Regions from separate parts of the Homo sapiens genome. Here regions 2, 3 and 4 are each linked to region 1. The links are chromatin loops, found by intact Hi-C in ENCODE. Cell type or tissue: Caco-2. All regions are shown on one strand. Each heading gives the region's core, and the rest is flanking DNA. Links, peaks and the distances in the headings are about the cores only.

What was found. Hi-C counts contacts between places; a loop is a spot of excess contacts. Peaks named below come from ENCODE experiments on the same cell type or tissue, not always from the same donor. Only the 100,000 strongest peaks of a DNase experiment are listed, where the experiment ranks them.
Region 2: it touches region 1 in a loop (7-fold over the local background); 1 of 110 quality-filtered maps calls a loop at or near these places.
Region 3: it touches region 1 in a loop (11-fold over the local background); 1 of 110 quality-filtered maps calls a loop at or near these places.
Region 4: it touches region 1 in a loop (6-fold over the local background); 1 of 110 quality-filtered maps calls a loop at or near these places.

The regions. Positions count from the first base shown.
Region 1 is chrX:132,328,246-132,333,555 of GRCh38, forward strand. The region is part of intron 2 of RAP2C-AS1 (RAP2C antisense RNA 1); the gene reads left to right. Among named protein-coding and RNA genes, the nearest start is that of RAP2C, 110 kb to the left of the region's middle. In Caco-2, for the core only: no CTCF peak of the experiment used is centred there; DNase peaks (open chromatin) are centred at 2,876 and 3,546.
Region 2 is chrX:132,409,366-132,414,675 of GRCh38, forward strand. The region is part of intron 2 of MBNL3 (muscleblind like splicing regulator 3); the gene reads right to left. The region is part of intron 2 of RAP2C-AS1 (RAP2C antisense RNA 1); the gene reads left to right. Among named protein-coding and RNA genes, the nearest start is that of MBNL3, 77 kb to the right of the region's middle. RefSeq lists an enhancer at 2,439-3,147. In Caco-2, for the core only: no CTCF peak of the experiment used is centred there; a DNase peak (open chromatin) is centred at 3,026; H3K4me3 peaks cover 2,453 bases.
Region 3 is chrX:132,234,284-132,239,593 of GRCh38, forward strand. All of the region lies in intron 1 of RAP2C-AS1 (RAP2C antisense RNA 1), which reads left to right. Among named protein-coding and RNA genes, the nearest start is that of RAP2C, 17 kb to the left of the region's middle. RefSeq lists a silencer at 2,918-3,212. In Caco-2, for the core only: no CTCF peak of the experiment used is centred there; no DNase peak of the experiment used is centred there.
Region 4 is chrX:132,224,425-132,229,734 of GRCh38, forward strand. All of the region lies in intron 1 of RAP2C-AS1 (RAP2C antisense RNA 1), which reads left to right. Among named protein-coding and RNA genes, the nearest start is that of RAP2C, 7.6 kb to the left of the region's middle. In Caco-2, for the core only: a CTCF peak has its summit at 1,932 (motif pointing right); no DNase peak of the experiment used is centred there.

The DNA.
Region 1 (5,310 bases), core at 1,726-4,225:
CCCCAAAAAATTTATGTTAAAATATACAAATATTCCTTCCCAATAGGCCTAGAAATTTTAACTTATTACAGCATCAACTTTAAAGTCTAAGTCCAAAATCTCATCCAAATATTGTCTAAATCAGATATGGGTGAGAGACCCAAAGTATGATTCATCCCGAAGCAAATTCCCCTTCTAGCTGTAAGCCTGTGAAATCAAACAAGTCACATGCTTCCAAAATAGAATGGTGGGACAGGTGCAGGTTAAACATTTTCATTCCAAAAAGAAGAAAGAAGAAAGGGATAATAGGTCCTGAGTAAGTCCAACCCCCAACAGAGCAAACAATATTCAATCTTAAGGCTGGAGAGTAATCTTCCTTTATTCCATGTCCTGCCCTCTGGACACCCTGGGGTAGAAGTTGGGTTGCCAAGGCTCCAGGCAACCTTGCTGCCATGGCTTTGCTTGGCACAGCCATACTGAAGCTCTCCCAAGTAGAGTCTTGTGCCTGTGGCTCTCCCAGTGTACAGTTACATGCTGGTGGCCCTAGCTCTAGAGTTCTGGGTTCTTGGGGTCACCCCTGCTCCCATGGATCCAATGGACATTACCCTAGTGGGGACTCTCTGTAGTGGCCCACTAGGCACCACTGAGCATTGCTTTAGTGGAAACTCTCTGGTGCCTCTGCCCCTGTGGCATTTCTCTGCCTTGGCCCTTAAGCTTTCCAGGGAATCCTTTGAAATCTAGGTGAACGTAGCCATGCCCCCACAGCTCTTGGACTCTGTGTGCCTGCAGAGTTAGCACCACGTGGATGCTATGAAAGTTTACCCCATGTGCCTCCTGGAGAGGTAGCCCAAGCTGCAGCTGGGCTCACTTGAGCCACATCTGAAGAGACTGAAGAGTGCTGCATTGGAATACATGGAGCAGAAACTTGACACTCCCCTGGGCAGTGAGACTTGAGAACCCAAGTTGATGCCTTCTCATTGTATTCTCACTTGATGGAAAGGTAGAAGAGATAAACTGTGTCTTCACATGGCAGAAGAGATGGAAGAGATGAATGCTGTGTGCTCATATGGTGGAAGAGACAGAGAAGCAAAAGGGATAAACTCACTCTTTCAAGCCTTTTCATAAGGGCACTAATCCCATCTATGAAAGGTGGAGCCCTCATGGCCTAATTACCTCCTAAAGGCCCCACATTTTAATACTGTTGCATTGGAGAGTAAGTTTCAACAGGAATTTTGAAGGGACACAAACAGGCAAGTCCTAGGAGATTTTCAAGTGCCTTAGTTGAAGTCCAATATTTTTAAAGGTCCAGGTCCAACATTTAGATGTTGAGATCAACATTTTAGCCTTTAGATGATAACAAAGACTCCAAAAAGAAGGAGGGGAAATGGGAGGCTGATATGCATAGAACTAAATCTATTGACCTACAACCCAAAGATCCAGCTGAGAATGTTAAGACAGGAATGTCTATGGAGAAGAAAGGAGTGTGATTCTGAAAATTTCGTTTGGAAGCTGAATTTCATTTCTCTGGGAAAGTAGGGCACAATATCCAAGATGGAGGGCAGGGATACTTATGTCCAGCATTGCCCCATATAAACATAAGCTTTACATTAGGGCATCACAAAAATAATGGGCAAATTATTGCTGGAGGCTTTCCCACACATACATTAATAACCTAGTGCCATCATTTTGAGGAACATGAAGAGGGTCAGCTAGAGTCAGTCCATATGACAGCATCCCTGGAAATACTTCTCAGAGGGAATGGCCATTTGGAATTTTGATGGTGGTAGCATCATTGGAAGGCTCAGTGGCAGTTTGCATTAGCAGTAGCAATGGAAAATATAACAGTCCATAAACATTGCACAGCAATGGGTAGACTCCTTAAAAAACAGAGTTTCTCAACCTTGGTACTGTTAATGTTTGGAGCTGAATCATTCCTTGTTGTGGGGAGCTGTCCTGTGCATTGTAGAATGCTGAGTGCAAACCTGACCTCTATCCACTAGATGCCAATAGAATTCCCCTAGTTGTGACAACCGAAAATGTGTTCAGACATGACCACATATCCCCTTGGAGGCAAAATTCCTGATTGAGAAGCAGTGCTCTAGGGAATGACAGAACACTAAGGGTAGATTGAATCTCAGGCCATCAGGGTGAACCATGGATTCCTTGCAGCACCTGTTTTAGCACCTCTCACCTAGATATGTTAAGAACAATCCGAGATTCAATAGCTGAATGCAAAGTGGAGGAGAAAGTAGTGAGTAAGGCAGTCTGGGCTTCTACTCACCCTGTAAGCCAGGAGGAGGAGAGATTTCCATTGTTGAGTACAAAGAACCAGGCTTTAGTTTCAGACAGACTTGTTTCTATAATACTCTGTCACTTTCTAGTTGTTGAGTCCTGGTGAAGTGGCACTACCTCCCTGAATCTCAGTTTCCTCAACTGTATCTACACAAATTTGATTTTTATTTTGTTATTTATAATCACAACCTCTTTTGGAGGAGGGTGCATCTCTCCAAGTGACATTTTAGAACACATATTAAAATGGGGGGAAAATACCCGACAAAGTTGTATGAGAATGAGAGATAATAGATAATAATGAAAGTAAATAGAACACCTGAAACTAGGCCTGGCACATGTGCTGATTCTATAAAGGATGACTATTGTTAAGTTGAATATTTCTGAAATATAATTGGTGGAGGCTTAGTCAGATATACTATTTTGCCTTTTTTTTTTTTTTTTGGTAGTTCTATTTGACATCACCCACCTATTACATTAAGAATCCTCCTTTCTTTAATCTCCATCTCCACCTGCCAACTATATCTAGAGAGGGTTATCAGTCTGTGACCTTTTGCTACTTTCAGAGTAACCATGGGGGCTCAGGGCCTCTCTTCTTGTAATCCCATTTCCCTTGTTTACCTTGGTGTTTCTTTGATGTGAACCTTCCTGCTGACTGTACCTGTAAGAGATTATCCATTGTGCTTTTGCCTCTTCTCTAAGCCCCCAGACATTTGGAGGTATCATTGCTTAATCTTTGTGTTTCACCATCAGTTAAGGTCAGAAGCCTTTGATCCATCCTGTTTACTAGACCCTACATTTTAACACATAAAACTGCTGACAGCTATATTTTTATTAAATTTATTTTCCTGGGTTTTAGTCATAGCACTAAACTTCAATACCAATATATCACTACATTAAAAAAAACTATCATCAGTGTGTGTTTACAGTTACCATAGCAGTAAAATTTGTACTCAACAGCATTATTACAATTTTCTCCTATTTACAAGGTATATTTGATTCATGTTTTAAAACCAACAAAGGAAAAACGTAAATAGAATTATTGCTGTCAACACTACTGCAATTTTTTCTACCCTTAACGCTCACCACCAGTGATAGATATAACAACGGATTGCCTGTAAACACATAAAAGCCCTTCTCAGAAAAAAATGGGCTTTTTGTATCCATCATGGTGAAATCTGGGTCCTTTGATAGGATGACTGATGAGAGAGAAGATAAGAAAAGGTGATAAGGCCTACCTTTCTGCACTCTACACCAGCACCCTGTGGACACATTAGGATGAACACTGGCCTGACTCCTCTTAGTTTCCCAAGATCAAGTGACCCATACTACAATTTGCTACTGATAGATGGGGCAGCCCTGGGCTCTAGCAGGAGCAAGTAGATGATGAAATCTTGCCCACTCCTAATTATTTTTCCACCCTACAAAGTGATCCTCTGGGCAGGAAGTTTAATGGGATACTGTATAGCCCCAACAGTTTTCATGCCTGCTACATTTACTTGCTAGCCTCAGTTCCTGTGGCTCCTGAGCAGCTGGCTGTCTGAACCCCACCCCTTTCTCCTTACTGTACACCTACAGAAAAGGAGAGTTGGTGGAGGCTCTCCTGTAGGTGTACAGTAAGGAGGCTCAGCTCTGTGGAGGTAGATACTGTTGGGAGTTGGTTTCTGGGGGACCCAAGTTAGAATGGGGGTATCCTATCTGAAGCAATATGGGGAGCATCAAATAATAAGATAAAGTCAATACTGATGGAAAAATCTAAAAGGCCAGTAGCAACATGAGGGTTGTGAGTTTGTATCAGTGTGAGATGGGATTAGAGTGACAGCCAGTAAAAAATAAGTCAGTGTGTCCTGTTGGGTCTTTGCTCATAGCCTTGCAGGTAGTACATCCATGGTGTGTGTATAGATTGGGATGGCTGCAGTCCCTGAGAACCTAAATGCTTTATTGCTTCAATTCTGTATATGTACTACGTAGCAAGTATCTACTCGCCAAACTTAACAATAATATTCCTTCAAGAAGGAAACAAAGAAGGTCATTGTAAATTGAGTTCCTTTCATTGTTTTCTTCCAAGAGTGAAGCCTACAAAACAATATATTGGTTCTGAAATGTCCTGATCCTCCCCTTCTCCTCAACCTCGTTTTAGCTTCAACATCTTAAAGCAGTAACGTTTTGTGGGCTTGGCGCAAGTGGCTAATGCCTGTAATCCCACTGCTTTGGGAGGATAAGGTGGGAGGATTGCTTGAGGCCAGGAATTCAAGACCAACCTGGGCAGCATAGCAAGACCCTATCTCTACCAAATTTTTTTTTAACTTAGCCAGGTGTGGTGGCGCATGCCTGTAGTCCCAGTTACTTGGGAAGCTGAGGTGAGAGGATCGTTTGAGCTCAAGAGGTCGAGGCTACAGTGAGTTGTGATCATGCCACCACACTCCAGCCTGGGCGGCAGAGCAAGACCCATCTCAAAAGAAAAAAAAAACAACTTATTTGTGGAATAGCCTTTTGTTTTGAGAGGATTTATTACATTGAAACTCTTAATGGCTTAACAATTTCTATTTCATATTCTTCTCAGAGCAAAAGTGGATCCAAAAGAGCTAAGTAGTCATAAAGTAAGGAAGAATGAAAACCCCATTTTCCTTCTATCTTGTTGGAGGCCCTTGAGAAATAGATTTTGGAAGATTTGCCACAGGGCTTCCATAGAATTGACTCCAGAAAAAGTTTTCATTAAGCCTGGCACACAAATACTGAAACCCAAATGAGAAAATGGATTAAAGTGATAAAAAATGTTCAAATGTTGTATGCATAGATGTTTTTGTGTGGATGATGTGTGATGTATCCTTTTGTTTATAAAGGTAAATAATCGACAAATACAGACTGCCTGTCTAGATTCAGGAATAGTCAAAGACTTTAAGACAAACTCAGTGATGTTTGGCTCTGAGCCTCACACATTTTGCTTACTAAAACTACAACCTCTTCTCTCAACCTAGGCATCTCATTTGCCCTTATACCCCAAGAGGCTCTTTCTGTCATGAATCGTCGTTCTCTGTAGCT
Region 2 (5,310 bases), core at 1,715-4,214, 81 kb after region 1:
GTAATCATCTATTGTTTTTGTCCTTTGGAAAATCAATGACTCTGTACTAGGAAGGTTCCAATGATTTCTGTAGGCCACCTAAGCACTCTGAGTGGGCCACAAGGTACCCTATCACATTGGGTCTATAACAGTTTGGTGTGATAGCCCAGCAGCCATCTTGGCTCTGAAAAATCACCCTTCATGTTTCCCTAGCCAAGTCAATGGTGTCCCAAGCCCTCCTTCTTCCAATCTAGACCCACAGGTTCAGAGTTGGCTCACACTAGTGCAAAGTATCAGAGCATGCCTTAAACGACTCTGTAAACGTACCTACAACAGTCGCCATCCTCTGGCAGAGCAGGCTACGTACTAAAATCAGCAGCTAAGGGGAGTCAAGACATGAAAATCAACTCTCTCTCTCTCCCCCTCCCATATACACTCAAAATTAAAGAAACGTTGAAGCGATTAGAGTGCAAGCTCATTTATGCTTGCCTCAATTTCCCTCCTTTTCCATTTCCTTTTGGACTTAAAAAACATGTCATTCTCATCTGGTCTTTCACTGTGTTACTGAGTTAAGAAAATAGCAAAGTGATTCAATAGGAAAGCGATTCTCTGCTGAAATAAGTGCTACTACACCTATGAATCATATGAATCTTCCAGCTCCCCTTTCCCATCGACTGTCTTTGAAAAATGCACTCAAAAAGCAGCAAGCAGGGGGAGAAAATAGCCGATGACATTTCTGAAGTACATCTGCATCAAGAAGTTGATGACAGACAAAGGGATACATTGCAGAACATTTATAAAGCCTCCCAAATTCAATCTATTGCCTTCTTCCTACCTTCAGGCTTCTCCCAAATGAATACAAAGCCTTTAACTAAGAGAGAAAAGTCTCATTGTAGAGATTCAAATCCCACCTATGTCTAGAGAGTTATGAGAGTCAGAGTCTGTCACAAGACTTCCCATGCACTGGGTGGTAGAAAAACCCTGTGAAATGTACTTCATGTTCATGAGAAAAAGCCCTACCATACATCAGAATAAGAAAAGGAACCTGGGAGGCTGCAAATTACCCTTTGTCAGCCACAGTATCTTAAGAGAAACAGCTGTTTGCAGAATGACTTGCTTCTTCAAATACATACAGAGTTAGAGAGAAAAAAAAAATCCTAAATATGTTCTCTCAAATACAATTATAACTGGATTACTTTTCAAATACATAATCTCACTGATCTGCTAGACTGCCAACAGTTAAAAGTTAAATGTTAAATCAAGGCACCCAAGAGATGATTTGTTCTATGAAGAAAAATGTTGTTATTCCATTTTAATCATAATGGATTAAATGAAATAATTCTGATGATAGTGCCCCACTGTAACATACTTACATGCACAGACATGGCTTCTCAGAGGAAGTAACAGTGATTTCAGAATTACAAATCATATGTACCAGTTTGGCTAGTTCCTGCAAGCATCACAGATTTATTAAAGCTAGGAAAAACCTGAGTCAAGATCAACATACAACGAGTTATTAGCCAGATATCGGCATTCTACTGGCAAATTTCCCACTTTCTTCCTCTTAGAATTCTGTCTTTACAAAAATGGATAATCTGCATCATTTTCTCCTCCAAATATTGTATCATCTATAAATATTGATATAGATGCACAAAGAGCAGCCTTAAAATTCTGCATACAACTTTTAAGTTAAATGTGAGATGCAGGCAAGAAATTTAGAGGGAAAAGTCTTTAATAAACCATTTCTTAAATATAATGAAGGCAAAATTAATGAGGCTGAACGTTGACCCCCATGGAGAGGGCCAGCCAAGTACCCCCCACCATTGCAGCCAGCACTGTACCCACCTTCTTCATGCTGTCCCAACTCTGTTTTCTTGACACATCCCATACACACATACACAGGGCAATGACTTTGGCGCAAACCAGATAACAAGTTTGAATAGGCGAGAAGCTGGGGTGAGAGCAGAAGAATTTTCTTGCCTATCTGTCTCCAGAGAACTTTTACATTTTGATCTCCCAATGACAAAGGGAGTACTGGGCTCAACAATCACACTTTTGTTCTGAAATAGCCCACTAAGATAACTTGATTCCCAGGATGGAAACAGTTTAGGGCTGAATCGGATTGTAGGGAACATCTTGTGCACCTTTATCTTACAGAGAATGTGAAGGCCAAAGGGGTGGGGTGACTTGTCCTAATTCATAAGCAGCTCAGTAAGCACACAAGCCAAGTTTCCAGACTTTCACTACCCAATATGGATTCTCAGTTCAAATCACTTTTCCTCTGTAAAGATTTTCCTGGAACCGTCTCCCCATTCCTGTCCCCATTTATCTCTCCCTCCTTTGTGCTTCCAACTGCACCTTGTACTCAGTTTTATCGTAGCTCTTATCGCTGTGTACATCGATAAATTGTTTGCATGCTTGTCTCCTCTATTAGACTTTGAGCCTGTATAACGGCAGAACTACATCTTCCTCCACTTTCAATCTCCAGGGATGTGTGTGTGCCTGATGAATAGCCGCCCTGCCATACACGTTTGTTGAAGTTTGTGAGAATAATTTTATAGGGCATAACACTAAGTCTACCTTAGAAACCTAAGTGCTTCTCTTGCTATTTTCTTTCATAAGTTCTTTCTTCTCCCTCCAAGAAGAGAACAATAGTCAACACATGACTGAGGCTGCCCCTGGTTGTCTGTTCCAAATGAACCGTTATTCTATTCAGGTCCAGAAAATAGCTAGTTCCTAACTTTTTTTTTTCCTATGAATATAGACCCTGAGGAATATGTGACCATTACGGCTGAAACATCCTGGTAATTTAGTATAACTTAACCAGAAGTGACATGAATCCATGAGACCCAGAGACAGAAACTCTGGTCTGATTCCAAGGGGTCTCTGGCCACAAAGGCCCTCAGGATATAGGGCCCCACCGGACGAATAAAGGAGCCAGCAGCAGATCCATATCTAATCAGCACCTGGGCCTGCCCAGGAGGGCCCTGCATTTCCAGGGTCAGTTTAGAAAAAAACTGCGTTCTCCAACTGCCCCACCCCCCATCCTGAATTTCTCTGAACAAGCCGCAAGTCAAATTCCCTGAAGCTACTAAGACAAAGGTGGCTTTAGGAAAATCACAGCAGGTGGGGCCTTCTTGTGGCTCTCTAATGCATATGCCTTCTTACAAGAAAAATGTTTGCGGCTTTCCTTCATGACCCACGCTTAGCTTTGTTTACGTTAAACATTTATTTTCAAATGATCATGAGCTTGATCTTTTTCTTAGAAATTTTTTGAACAGCAAATAACACTAAAAATCCCAGAAGTTGTTCACAGTGAAAGCAAGCCTGCCTCACTAATAACCCAAATCTACTTCCTGCCCTATTCCACCCCACTTACACACTTTTTACCTCGGTTCTCATCGAATACCGTACATCACTGTAGAAAAATATTAACTGAATGACTGGTCAATTATAAGCTCTTCAAAAATGCATCATCTATTTACAAACCAGCCAACCAGAATAAAATTAAAACCCAAACACAACGAAGCACATTGGTACCAAGTTATCAAAAGTCAGAAGGCATTCCTCATGCAAAGTATTACTAGACGCTGTCTTTAGAGCAGCTGATAGCTGCCAACATAAAATGTCATCAAGAATGGAAAAAAAGGGAGAGAAAAAGTAATGGTACTGAATTTGTTACTCTAAGAAATAAAACACACAGAAAATCATATAACTTCAAAAAGCTCCTTCTACATGGACTTCATTAAGAAAGAACATAAGGAGGTGTTTCTCTCTGACCCATTAGTCAAATCTCCTGCTCCTAGGCTTCTTTACCTCCTTTTTCTGGACACCCCATCCACTCACTTGCCACAACGATTTAGAAGCCAGGACAAAGAGGGTACCAGCTGCTTGCCCCCTTTATTCCCCAGCTAGGGCTTCTGCTTAGGATCCTCTCTAGAGATGCCAGGTTTATCAAATAAATATGCAGGACTCCCAGGTAAATTTGAATTTCAGATAAACAGTGAAAAAAAATTTTTTAGTATAAGTATGCCCCATACAATATGTTATCTGGCAGCCCTCTCCCGCTCTGTTCTTCTGCCTTGATAAGTTGAGCTCAATAAAGGCAAATCCTTGAAAACCCATTTTACCTCTTTACCTTAAGATTCTTAGAAGCCCTCTCCATGGAATCAGCCCAGGCTCTCCCAGGCCTTCATTTGCCCAGAGTAAAGTAGAAGACACTCTCAGCCCCAGCTTACCTGATCAGCTGCAAGGAAATTTAAGGAAGTTGACTGTTGGAGACAGCAATTTTTGATCCATAGCTCCTCCCACCAAAAGCTTCACACGGCTCGCTACCCTGGCAGCCACTCCACCTTCCCACCCACCGGTGGCGCAACAGTATATTTAAATACCCTCGATGTCTGCTGGAGCTCCCCCTTTAGGCTAGGATGAAGAGGGGGATGGTGTGTGACCAATACCTGCCTAAACCCGTAACTCCGAATTTACAGAACAGATTTTTGAGTATATGAGGTGTTACATAAAGATGAGGCTTTTAAGTTTTTTAAGGTTTTTATTTATGTGTGCAGAGGTGAGGGGTGGTTAATCTTTTCTTTTTTTCCTTCAGCCCTGTCTTTGGAATACTCAAATTCGAGTAAAAGTCAATCATTAAAGTGCAGGGAAATAACTACTTAGCACATGTTTCTATATGCACACATAAGCGCTATAAAGGTACAGATTCACAGCATGCAGATGAATAGCCATTATTTGCATAGATATCTTTTTCAGTCAATCCCTGATTACTCACATTAAAAGAGAGCACAAAGTAGAGAGGTATGGCTAATTCTAATGAACCAAATAATATATTCGAGAAAAATGGCAATCCACAATAGCCTCACATTACAATTGTGAACATTTAAGCAATTGCTAGACACAGTCCTAAATTTATTTTTTCATTAAGAATGCAGACTCTTTCATTGGAATGATCAAAGATTAAGAATTAGTAAGGTCAGAAATAGTAAAATTGTACTGCTCTGGGGAAGTTTATATGTTTATGGGCATATCATAGAAAGATCAAATAGTAAAGCTGGAAAGGCTCTTAGAGATCATTTAGTCCAGCATTTGCCAGAGTGTGTACCACAGACAACTAATCCCAAGAGAGGAACCTCAAAAGCTGGGTTCACTGGTCAATCGGGTATAAGAAATGTCACTTTATATTCCTCTCTTGTAGGCTGACAATACACAAGAGTATGATAAAGGCTCTCACATGTCCTAAAGTAAAGAAACCTGGTTACCTTTGTTAACCCAGCATTTCCCAACATTGTTTAACTCACAAACCATCCCCCCTTTTTTCAT
Region 3 (5,310 bases), core at 1,089-3,588, 95 kb before region 1:
TCATCAGTGTCCCCTCTTATTCTTATTACTGATCTCTCCCTTTGCCTTTCTCCACACTTGTATAATATGATGACCTCTCTCCCTCATCCACAAGTTGCCAAGAACTTCCTTAAAAAGCTAAATCTCAGTTTTCCATATTCCACCCTTCTAAATCATCCATGGTTCATTGTAAAATCTCTGGCTGAAAAAAAAACATAAAGAGCCCTAAACTCATGAAAAGGTACTCAGTCTCACTCCGTAATAAGAAAGGTGTAAATTAAAGCCACACTGAAATACTGTTTTTCACCTATCAGATTGGCAAAAGACAAAATGTTTGATAATACAAGTAGCAAAGAGGAAGAGAAGGAAAGAAACTTGTAACCATCAAGCAACTACAGTGGACCAGGCACATTACAGGAAGTAAGCTATTGATTTCCTCCCTCTCCATCTTTTACGTGAATTTGCCAGCTAAAATGAAGTATGTACAAATAAAATACATTTTGCTTGAAAAGTAAGTTATTTCTGGACACATATTTGTGTATCAGAAAAGATAAGTGTTTCATATTAAGATAAGGAAAGAGTGTGAATTAGGTTCAACTATACATAATTTACAGATAGATTATAAATCTTTTTCCCTGTCTCTTGCCCTGTGCTCCTCCTAATCCTCATTAGTTAATGACATCAAATGAGAATGCATGCAATTTAGGAAACGATAGTAGAGAGTACAAAAGGGGATTTCAGTAAGTTTTCAGACAACCTAGAAAGTTCAGCCTCCTTTCAGTGTGATCAGGAAAGACTGAACTATGAACAGGATTCCAGATTCATCTAAAGTTAAGGTCGAAATTTCTAAAAGTGGGGCTGTGGATCTCTTAGAGGCTTGTAAATCCCTACATTGAATTGTCTGTACACAATAAATAGATCTGGTATATATGTGCAATGCTTTAAATTCATATTGATGTTATTGTGAAGAATAAAATATAAATTCACATATGTTTACAAACAAATTTTAATTTTTTCATTTTGCAAAAGCAGTACATGCTAATTGTCAAAAACTATGGACTGGCAAGAGGAAGAACATAAAGTTCACCTAAAATTCTACCACCCAGAAGTAACCATAGTTGTATATTTTTTGATAGAAATGATTTAGATTTACAGAAAAATTGTGAAGATAGTATAGAGTTCCAATATAACACACACCTAGTTTCTCCTATTATTAACATCTTATGTTAGCATGGTACATTCGTTTTAATTAGTGAACCAATATTGATTCATTATTATTAACTGAAGCCCATACTGTGTTTGAATTTCCTTAGTTTTTACCTAATGCTTTTTCTCTGTTCAGAGATCCCATCCAGGATACCACAGTCGTCATACCTCCTTAGGTTGTTCTTGGCTGTGACACTTTCTTTGATTTTCCTTGTTTTTGATGACGTTGACAGTATTGGTTAGATATTTGTAGAATGTTTCTCATTTGGATTTGTCTGATGTTTTTTGTAATTTGACAGAAGTTATGGAGTTTGAGGAGAAAGACTATAGAAGTAAAGTCCAATTCTCATCAGTAAAATGCCATTCCCATCACACCATATCAAGGGTGTGTACATTACATATATGTGCGTACATGTACGTTGTAATTATATGTGTATGTATATATAATTACATATAATTACAATGTACATACTATTTTGTACTCTGCTTTCACTTAAATACCTGGCACGAAACCCTTTCATGTCATTAACAGCAACATATTAATATCTACAAGTTCATTTTAAAATGTTAATGATTCCAGAGGAGATTTATGTCTCCATGTCTTTCCTCAAATGATGGATTCTCTGGGTCTACTTCCTATCATGTGCAAGACAGTGTCATTTGTTTACATTATAGAAGTGGGTCTGATTGTAGAGTTTGCATCCTAGACTCCGACATTTCTCTTTGAGGCTGTAGGTTGGGTTGGGTTTTGTGAGCTATTTTGAATATTTTGAATTCCTTTCAGGATCAGTGATAAGTGAGGAGGTAAGAGAGATAAATACAGAGGATACGCTATGTAGAGAATTCAGAAAAACAAGAGACTTTTGGATTTATTATCTAAAGGGAGATAATCCAATTCAGAGTCACTACCTGAGATACTATGGGAACTGACAGTCTCCAAAGGCTATGTTTTGCTAAACCACAGCATATTTCCACGAATTAGGACACAAGGGATGGTAAAGATTTGTGGCAATAGATATTTGCGTCATTTAGAAATGTCAACTAGGGGGCCGGGCGCAGTGGCTCATGCCTGTAATCCCAGCACTTTGGGAGGCCGAGGCGGGCGGATCACGAGGTCAGGAGATCAAGACCATCCTGGCTAACAAGGTGAAACCCCGTCTCTACTAAAAAAAAAAAAAAAAAAAAAATACAAACAAAGTAGCCGGGCGTGGTGGCGGGTGCCTGTAGTCCCAGCTACTAGAGAGACTAAGGCAGGAGAATGGCGTGAACCCAGGAGGCGGAGCTTGCAGTGAGCCGAGATCGCGCCACTGCACTCCAGCCTGGGCGACAGAGCAAGACTCCTTCTCAAAAAAAAAAAAAAAAAAAAAAAGAAAAAAAATGTCAACTAGAACTCATGGTATTTTTTATGAATTGAAAAGTGACCCCAAATAACTAGCTAATTTGTACTTTGTGGTAGCATTTTATTAAATATTAAAATTTGGTTCTTCTGGGTGGAATTTTACCTAAGATAATTACAATATATTATAATTTAAACCAACACTGTGGTTGAACCCAACGTCATATTTTGAGTGTTACTGCCAATTGGACAATGTTTACTTACTACCCCCTATGGGTTAGAGGTAAACTAACTAGATTATTTGTTTGGGCTTATCTCTGCTTATGTTGATCCAAAAGATGTCATTAATTTCTGCTAACATTATTGTTTGAATGAAGTGAAATTAAGGGTGTGTTATTATGACTAATACGGTGAATGTATTTATTTATTTATTTTAAGTATTTGACACTGACTCCTGGGGATTACAATAGGAGATTCTGCTGGCTTTTGCCTACATATCAAGAAAAGTATGTATGCAGTATCATGCCAGGAAATGAGTGGCAGAGGCTTGGACTGGGAACATTATACCAATTGTAATGTATTTGCAGCAGTAAACCAGAGGCCAGGGGAGTTACAAAAACAAGACTGCCAACTCACACCGAATGTCTATGCAAATAAGCAATTGAGAGATCTTAGTTTATTTATTCAAATGTGGTATGCTGACAACAGCAGTGGACTGAGAAGTATGAAGTTCTGAGTTTGGAAGCCTCCTACAACACCAACTCCCTGTGTAATCAAGACTCATCACTTCCTCTTTCTGAGTTTTCCCCTCCCAAGGCTCTTTCTAGATCTAGCAGCCTATGAATCCTATGATTCTACTAGGTGTGAGGCATTAGGTGCTTTGTGAGAGCCAAAATTGTATAAGACACTCTTAAAGTTCTTTTTTTGGAGGCTGTATATTTTTAATAGAAATATTAAAAATTTATCTGTCATTGTGTCACACTCTGTCACTGTGTCACCCAGGCTGGAGTGCAGTAGCACAATCATGGCTCACTGCAGCCTCAACCTCCTGGGCTCAAGCAATCCTCCTGCCTCAGCCTCCTGAGTAGCTGGAACTACAGGTGCACACCAGCAGACATGGCTAATCTTTGTATTTTTTGTAGAGACAGGGTTTTGCCATGTTGTCCAGGCTGGTCTTGAGCTCCTGGGCTCAAGTGATCTTCCCACCTTTGCCTCCCAAAGTGTTGAGATTACAGGTGTGAGCCACTGTGCCTAGCCTCAAGTTCTCTCTCTCTTTTTTTTTTTTTTTTTGAGACAGAGTCTCACTCTGTTGCCAGGCTGGAGTGCAGTGGCCAGATCTTGGCTCACTGCAACCTCTGCTTCCCGGGTTCAAGTAATTCTGCCTCAGCCTCCCGAGTAGCTGGGATTACAGGTGTGTACCACCTTGCTCAGCTAATTTTTGTATTTTTCGTAGAGGTGGGTTTTCACCATGTTAGCCAGGCTGGTCTCGAACTCCTGACCTCAAATGATCCACCTGGCTCGGCCTCCCAAAGTGCTGGGATTACAGGCGTGAGCCACTGTGCCTGGCCCTGGCCTCGAGTTCTTAAAAATCAAAGTAAGGAGTTGAATATTCCATAGATATTCTGCAAATATTTGCTCCCAGGACTCAAGAAGGCCCCAAGAACTGAGGCAGAGACAGAGCACATAAGTGGACAGTTACACAATTCTAACAATGAAGCAAGGCTACAATATTTGTCTTAGCTTCAATTCCATTTATTTTGCTCCAACGATCTATCTATACACAGCTGAAAATTAGTGATAACATTGTCTCTTATCTGTTTTGTGCTGCTATAACAAAATGCCACAGACTGGGTAATTTATAACAAACAGAAATGTATTTCTCACACTTCTGGAGGCTGGGAAGTTCAAGATCAGGTGCTAACATCTCGTGTCTGGTGAGGGCCTATCATGCTTCCTCACATAGCAGAAGAGCAAAAAAAGAGCAAACCCACTACACGAACCCTTTTTATAGCAGCACTAAACACCTCCCATTAGGCCACACCTCCCAGCAGTGTTGCATTAGGGATTAAGTTTCAACATGCATATTGGAGGGAACAAAAACATTCAAACCATAGCACATTGGTTTAAAACCAATATACCAGAACTTAAGCATGTGTATCATCTCTTTGAAGTAATTGAACAATTATTCAAAGACACTTGGAAACTGCCTACATAACCTGTGGCGCATATTCAAATTTACTTGGTTGGGAATAGCCAACCAAGTAAACCAAACATCACTTAGAGCCAAATGAAGTGAATATGATGAGTGATAGACTGGGTGCAGTGGCTCACACCTGTAATCCCAGCACTTTGGGAGGCTGAGGCAGGTGGATTGCTTGAGGCCAGGAGTTTGAGACCAGCCTGGCCAAAGTGGCAAAACCCCATCTCCACAAAAAATACAAAAATTAGCCAGGCGTGATAGTATGCACCTGTAGTCCCAGCTAATTGGGAGGCTGAGGCAGGAGAATCATTTGAACCTGGGAGGTAGAGGTTGCAGTGAGCCGAGACTGTGCTACTGCATTCCAGCCTGGGTGACAAAGTGAGACTCTGCCTCAGGAAAAAAAAAAAAAAAAGAGTGATAGACCTGGTCCATAAATTTTGAGTTAAAAATGAAGTATGATTATTAAGAAATGAGATTGGTTTTCTTGAGGTCCTCATAATTGGCTCTGGAGTTTTTTGTTTGTTTTTGTTTTGTTTTGTTTTTGACGTAGTTTCGCTCTTGTTGCCCAGGCTGGAGTGCAATATTTTAC
Region 4 (5,310 bases), core at 913-3,412, 100 kb before region 1:
ATTATTAAAATCCATTTGAAATTGCCAAGCTAGTCTCAATATCAAGGCCATATTTGATGTGGTGGCAAGTCGGATGATTTAATCATGTAATGATAATAGTTTATCTTGTCTTTTGTTTTGTTTTGTTTTGGAGACAGAGTTGCTCTGTCATCCAGGCTGGAGTGCAGTGGTGCGATCTCAGCTCACTGCAACCTCCGCCTCCTGGGTTCAAGCGATTCTCCTGCCTCAGCTTCCCCAGTAGCTGGGGCTACAGGTGCATGCCAGAATCCCTGGTAATTTGTTGTTGTTGTTGTATTTTTTAGTAGAGATGGGGTTTCACCATATTGCCCAGGCTGGCCTCGAACTTCTGCGCTCAGGCAATCTACTTGCCTCAGCCTCCCAAAGTGCTAGGATTACAGGCTTGAGCCACCACACCCAGCCTGATGATAATTTCTTGATTACAGATTATTTGCGAGGCACTGTGCAAAGTGATTTATGCACATCATTTCATTTAATCCTAGCAATAACCTTAAGAGTTAGGTATTATTATTCCCAATTTTACAAACAAAGGAATTAAGGCTCAAAGAAGTTAGTTTGTACATAGTCGAACAGTTGGGTAGTGGTAGAGTTTGAATTCAAACCTAAGTTAGTCTGAGCCTATCTTATATTAGCCACCTTGTTCCACAGAAAGCAGTTTTGTTTCTTTGAAGGACAGGGCAGCGAATGGGCAGTGAGGCAAGGTTAAAGAATCTAGACTTTATTACCCTGTTTCTCTGCCCTCGAGTAAGACTGACTGTTCATACTGATTTCAAGTGCCCTCTGGAAACATGCCTCTATAACCTCCCAGGGGCCCCTTGACCTTGGATCTGTGGCACCTGGTACTGAACCTGAGGTGGTCATAGTTACTTTCCAAAGTGCTCTGGAACATTTACAACAAGGAGCCCCCTTGTTTTGACACTAGGACAATATTAGACTCTGTAAGAGGAGGCATTGGGGTAAGCCTAGTTATTTTTAATGCTGCTATTACTACTATTGTTTATTGAGCACTTGCCACATGTCAGAAATTCTGTACTTCAATCCTTACAGCAACCCTATAAGGCAAGCACATTGTCATCATCATCTCTAGTTTAGAGATGAGGAAACTGAGGCTCACACAACTAAGTTCACACAGCCGGTAGATGCAGATTCAAGCAGAAAACTCGTTCATTCATTTTTACAAACCTTGCATTTTCATTTCTTCCTTTGCCTCTGTACCTATAACACCTTCAAACACAGATGTAATCCTCCTGAATTCTTTTACTGCCCACAAGTTTTATTTACCACATAGTTTAAGCCCTATTTTTAATGATGTATATACAAATCGTGTTTCTCCTCAAAATTATTTCATGCCATAAAAAGTCACTCTTCCCTCCCTTTATTTACAAATTCATTCCTCTTTAGAAATGAGCACTTATAATAATTACATGCAAGGCCAAATTTTTACTGTTTAGTGTAAACCCATAATGTGAAATTGAGAATGGTTGAAAAGCACGGTTATGAAAACATCGTGGACTCCAGACTCATCCCATACAATTTCCAAGGGGAATTTATTCTAAGTACTTTAAAACTTACAAAGAGTTGAATTCTGAACTACTTGGGCCTCTATGCACTCTTAGCAATTCCCCCAGCAGGGAACCAAAAATGAGAATAGAAAGAAATTGCCTCAACATTGAATTCTTAGACATTTAGAAGGCCTGGAGTCTGAATACTTTAAAAGGCTGTTATTTAAATGTGGGAAATGATGTGAAAAGTATAATGTAAAGATAAGATAAATATTGTTTGCTAAAATAAATCATCGGGTTTTTTTTTGTCAAATTCATGGCAATTTTAAAATCCTGTTAATTCTATTTATTTTTTTCTTATTTGGAGCAGGTAGCTGAATATGCAGAGTTCTGGCACTAGGTGTCAGCAAAAGATTAAACTAAAAACACCCACTTTGGGTTTTTTTCTTTTCTTTTTTCTTTCTACACATATATATTTGAGACAGGGTCTCACTCTGTCACCCAGGCTTTAGTGCGGTGGCATGATCATAGCTCACTGCAGCCTCGAACTCCCTGGGCTCAGGTGATCCTCCCAACTCAGCCTCCGGAGTAGCTGGGACTACAGCCATGTGCCACCATGCCCAGCTAATTTTTTGTATTTTTTTTTTTTTTTGTAGAAATGGGGTATTGCTATGTTGCCTGGGCTGGTCTCAAACTCCTTGGCTTAAGCAATCCTCCTGCCTTGGCCTCCCGAAGTGCTGGGATTACAGTCATGAGCCACCATGCCCGGCCTAATCTTCCATATATTTCAAACTTTATAAAAATAAAAATAAAATACATAGTCTGGATTTTAAAAAGAAGAGACAACACACTTCCTTGTTGCCATGACAACGTCAGCATGAGAGAGGCTGGGTTGCTGCTGCTCAAGTAGGCACCTTACAGAGATCCTCATGGCTCAAGGAATTCAATGTAAGACCGTTTGACCTTTAGCATTGAATGGCTGGGGACTCAATTTTGTGTCAGCTAGAAAGCTGGGGAATGAGAAGTTTGGAGGGTTGGATGGGGTGGTGAGGTACACTCCTGTAAACCAGATCTTAAAAGTCTAAATATTAAATTATTTTACATAGAAATGTAGTGTTCAAGCCAACCACAGTGCTTGTGCAGACAAATTCAGTGGATGCTTTTCCCACATGACAAGATTAACAAAATTAACTTAGAGGCTAGCTTTGAGAACCCAGGCTGATCCTAAGGGTTTCTCAAACTTACTATGTTAATTTTAGCATATCATAGGGTTTTTTTTTCCTTTTAATATCCAGAGCTTTCCCCCCTTCTTGTGATTCCTGTCACAGTAAATGGTGTTACCATCCAGCAGTCATTGAAAGTAGAACTTAGGGTATTGTTTTAGGTCATTCTTGTGTTGCTAGAAAGAAATACCTAAGGCTGGGTAATTTATAAAGAAGAGGTTTAACTGGGTCAAGGTTCTGCAGGCTGTACAGGATACATGGCATGTGCATCTGCTGGCTTCTAGGGAGGCCTTGGGGAGCTTTTACTTATGGTGGAAGGTCAAGCAGGAGCAGGCAGGTCACACGGGGAAAGCAGGAGCAAGAGGAAAAGAGCAGGAGGTGCCACACACTCTTACACAACCAGATCTTGCAACAACTGACTCACTATAGCAAGGACAGCACCAAGCCATGAAAGATCTGCCCCCATGATCCAATCACATTCCACCAGGCCCCACCTCCAACACTGGGGATTACGTTTCCACATGAGATTTGATGGGGACACAGATCCAAACCATATAAAATATCACTCTTAACTCTTCCTTTATCCTCATTTCCTATAACCAAACAACCCATTAAGTCCTGCCAAGTCTACCTCCTTAGTCTTTCTTACATCCGTCATATCCTATGTCTGCTCTAGTGTGTAGAGGGACTGGAGAAACATTTGTGTGACAACTCTTTCCTGAATGCTGTAATAGCCTCCTAAATCGTTTGTATGTCTCTGGTGTTTTCTGCATACTTTTACCAGTGTTATGAAACAAGTCTGTTTGAAACAAGTCTAACTACATATTTCTGCTGATTTCAACAACTCTCTATCAGAAAAAGCCCAAGTTTATACGCATGAAATATAAGGTCTTCTATATTCTTATTCCTGCCTACCTTCCAAGCACATCTCCCACCTTCACATCCTTTATGTTCTAGTACAAATAAAATCATCATGGTTTCAGTGAATTTGCACCCAGTCTTATGGCTTTAAATACCATCTTACATACTGCAGACTCCCAAATTTACATCTCCAGTTCAGACTGCTCCCATAGTTCTAGATCAGGGGTCCACGACCTCTGGGCCATGGGCCGGTACCGGTCTGTGGCCTGTTAGGAACTGGGTCACACAGCAGGAGGTGACTTGTGGGTGAGGAAGCATTACCGCCTGAGCTCTGCCTCCTATCAGATCAGCAGCGGCATTAGATTCTCATAGGAGCATGAACCCTATTGTGAACAGCGCATGCGAAGGATCTAGGTTGTATGCCCCTTATGAGAATCTAACTGCCTGATGATTTGACATGGAACAGTTTCATGCTGAAACCATCCCCTGCTGTCGCCCCCCACCTCCCCACCCTCTATGGAAAAAATTGTCTTCCACAAAACCAGTCCCTGGTGCCAAAAAGGTTGGGGACCGCTACTCTAGATTCATACTTATACTATAGTTCCATTTGTATTACTCAGACATCTCAGATTTAACATGTCCAATGCTGAATCTTGATAACCACCTCTCCTCAGAAATGAACACATGCCTCTCCTGCAGTCAGTCTTCCTTTCTTTCTCTTTCTTTTTCTTTCTTTCTCTCTCTTTCTTTCTTTCTCTCTCTCTTCCCTCCCTCCCTCCCTCCCTCCCTCCCTCCCTCCCTCCCTCCCTCCTTCCTTCCTTCCTTCCTTCCTCTCTCTCTCTCTCACTCTCTCTGTCTCTCAGACAAGATCTTGCTCTGTTGCCCAGGAAGGAGTACAATGGTGCAATCATGGCTTACTGTAGCCTTAACCTCCTGGGCTCAAGCAATCCTCCCACCTCTGCCTCCTGAATAGCTGGGACTACAGGCAAGCGTCACCATACCCGGCTAATTTGTGTATGTTTTGTAGAGATGAGGTCTCATTTTGTTGCCCAGACTGGTCTCGTACTCCTGGGCTCAAGCAGTCCTCCTGCTTGCACCTTCTGAAGTGTTGGGATTACAGGCATGAGCCACCATTCCCAGCCTCCCTTCTGCAGTCTTAAAAATCTCAGTAAATGGCAACTCCAGCTTCCAGTTGCACAGACTACACTCTTCCAGTCATCCTAGAGTCTTCTTTTCCCCTTATGCCATACAATCCAACCCATCTGGAGATACTGAAGTTCTTATCTTCATAATATGTCCAAAATGTGACTATTTCTTACCACACCCACTGCTAAGAATCTGGCCCAAACCACCATTTTCACTTTTCTGGATGATTATTGTATTCTTCTAATTGCTCTTGCTGTTTGTGAACTTAGCCTCCTTCAATCTATTCTCAACGCAGTAGCCAAACTGATCCCATTATAGCCACAAAATCCTACAGTAATTTCTCATCTCACTCAGAGCAAAGTCAAAGTCCTTACAATAATCTAAAAAGCACTACATAATCTGGCTCTTCATAAATGATAGATATACTCTTACACTAGCCTCTGTACTTGCTGTGCCATCTAGAACGTTCTTCCCCCAGATTCTCAGTTTCCTTCCTTTCTTCAGCTGTTTTACTCAAGAGCTCCTACTCTGTGTAACATTGCACCCCCTCCTCATGCAAT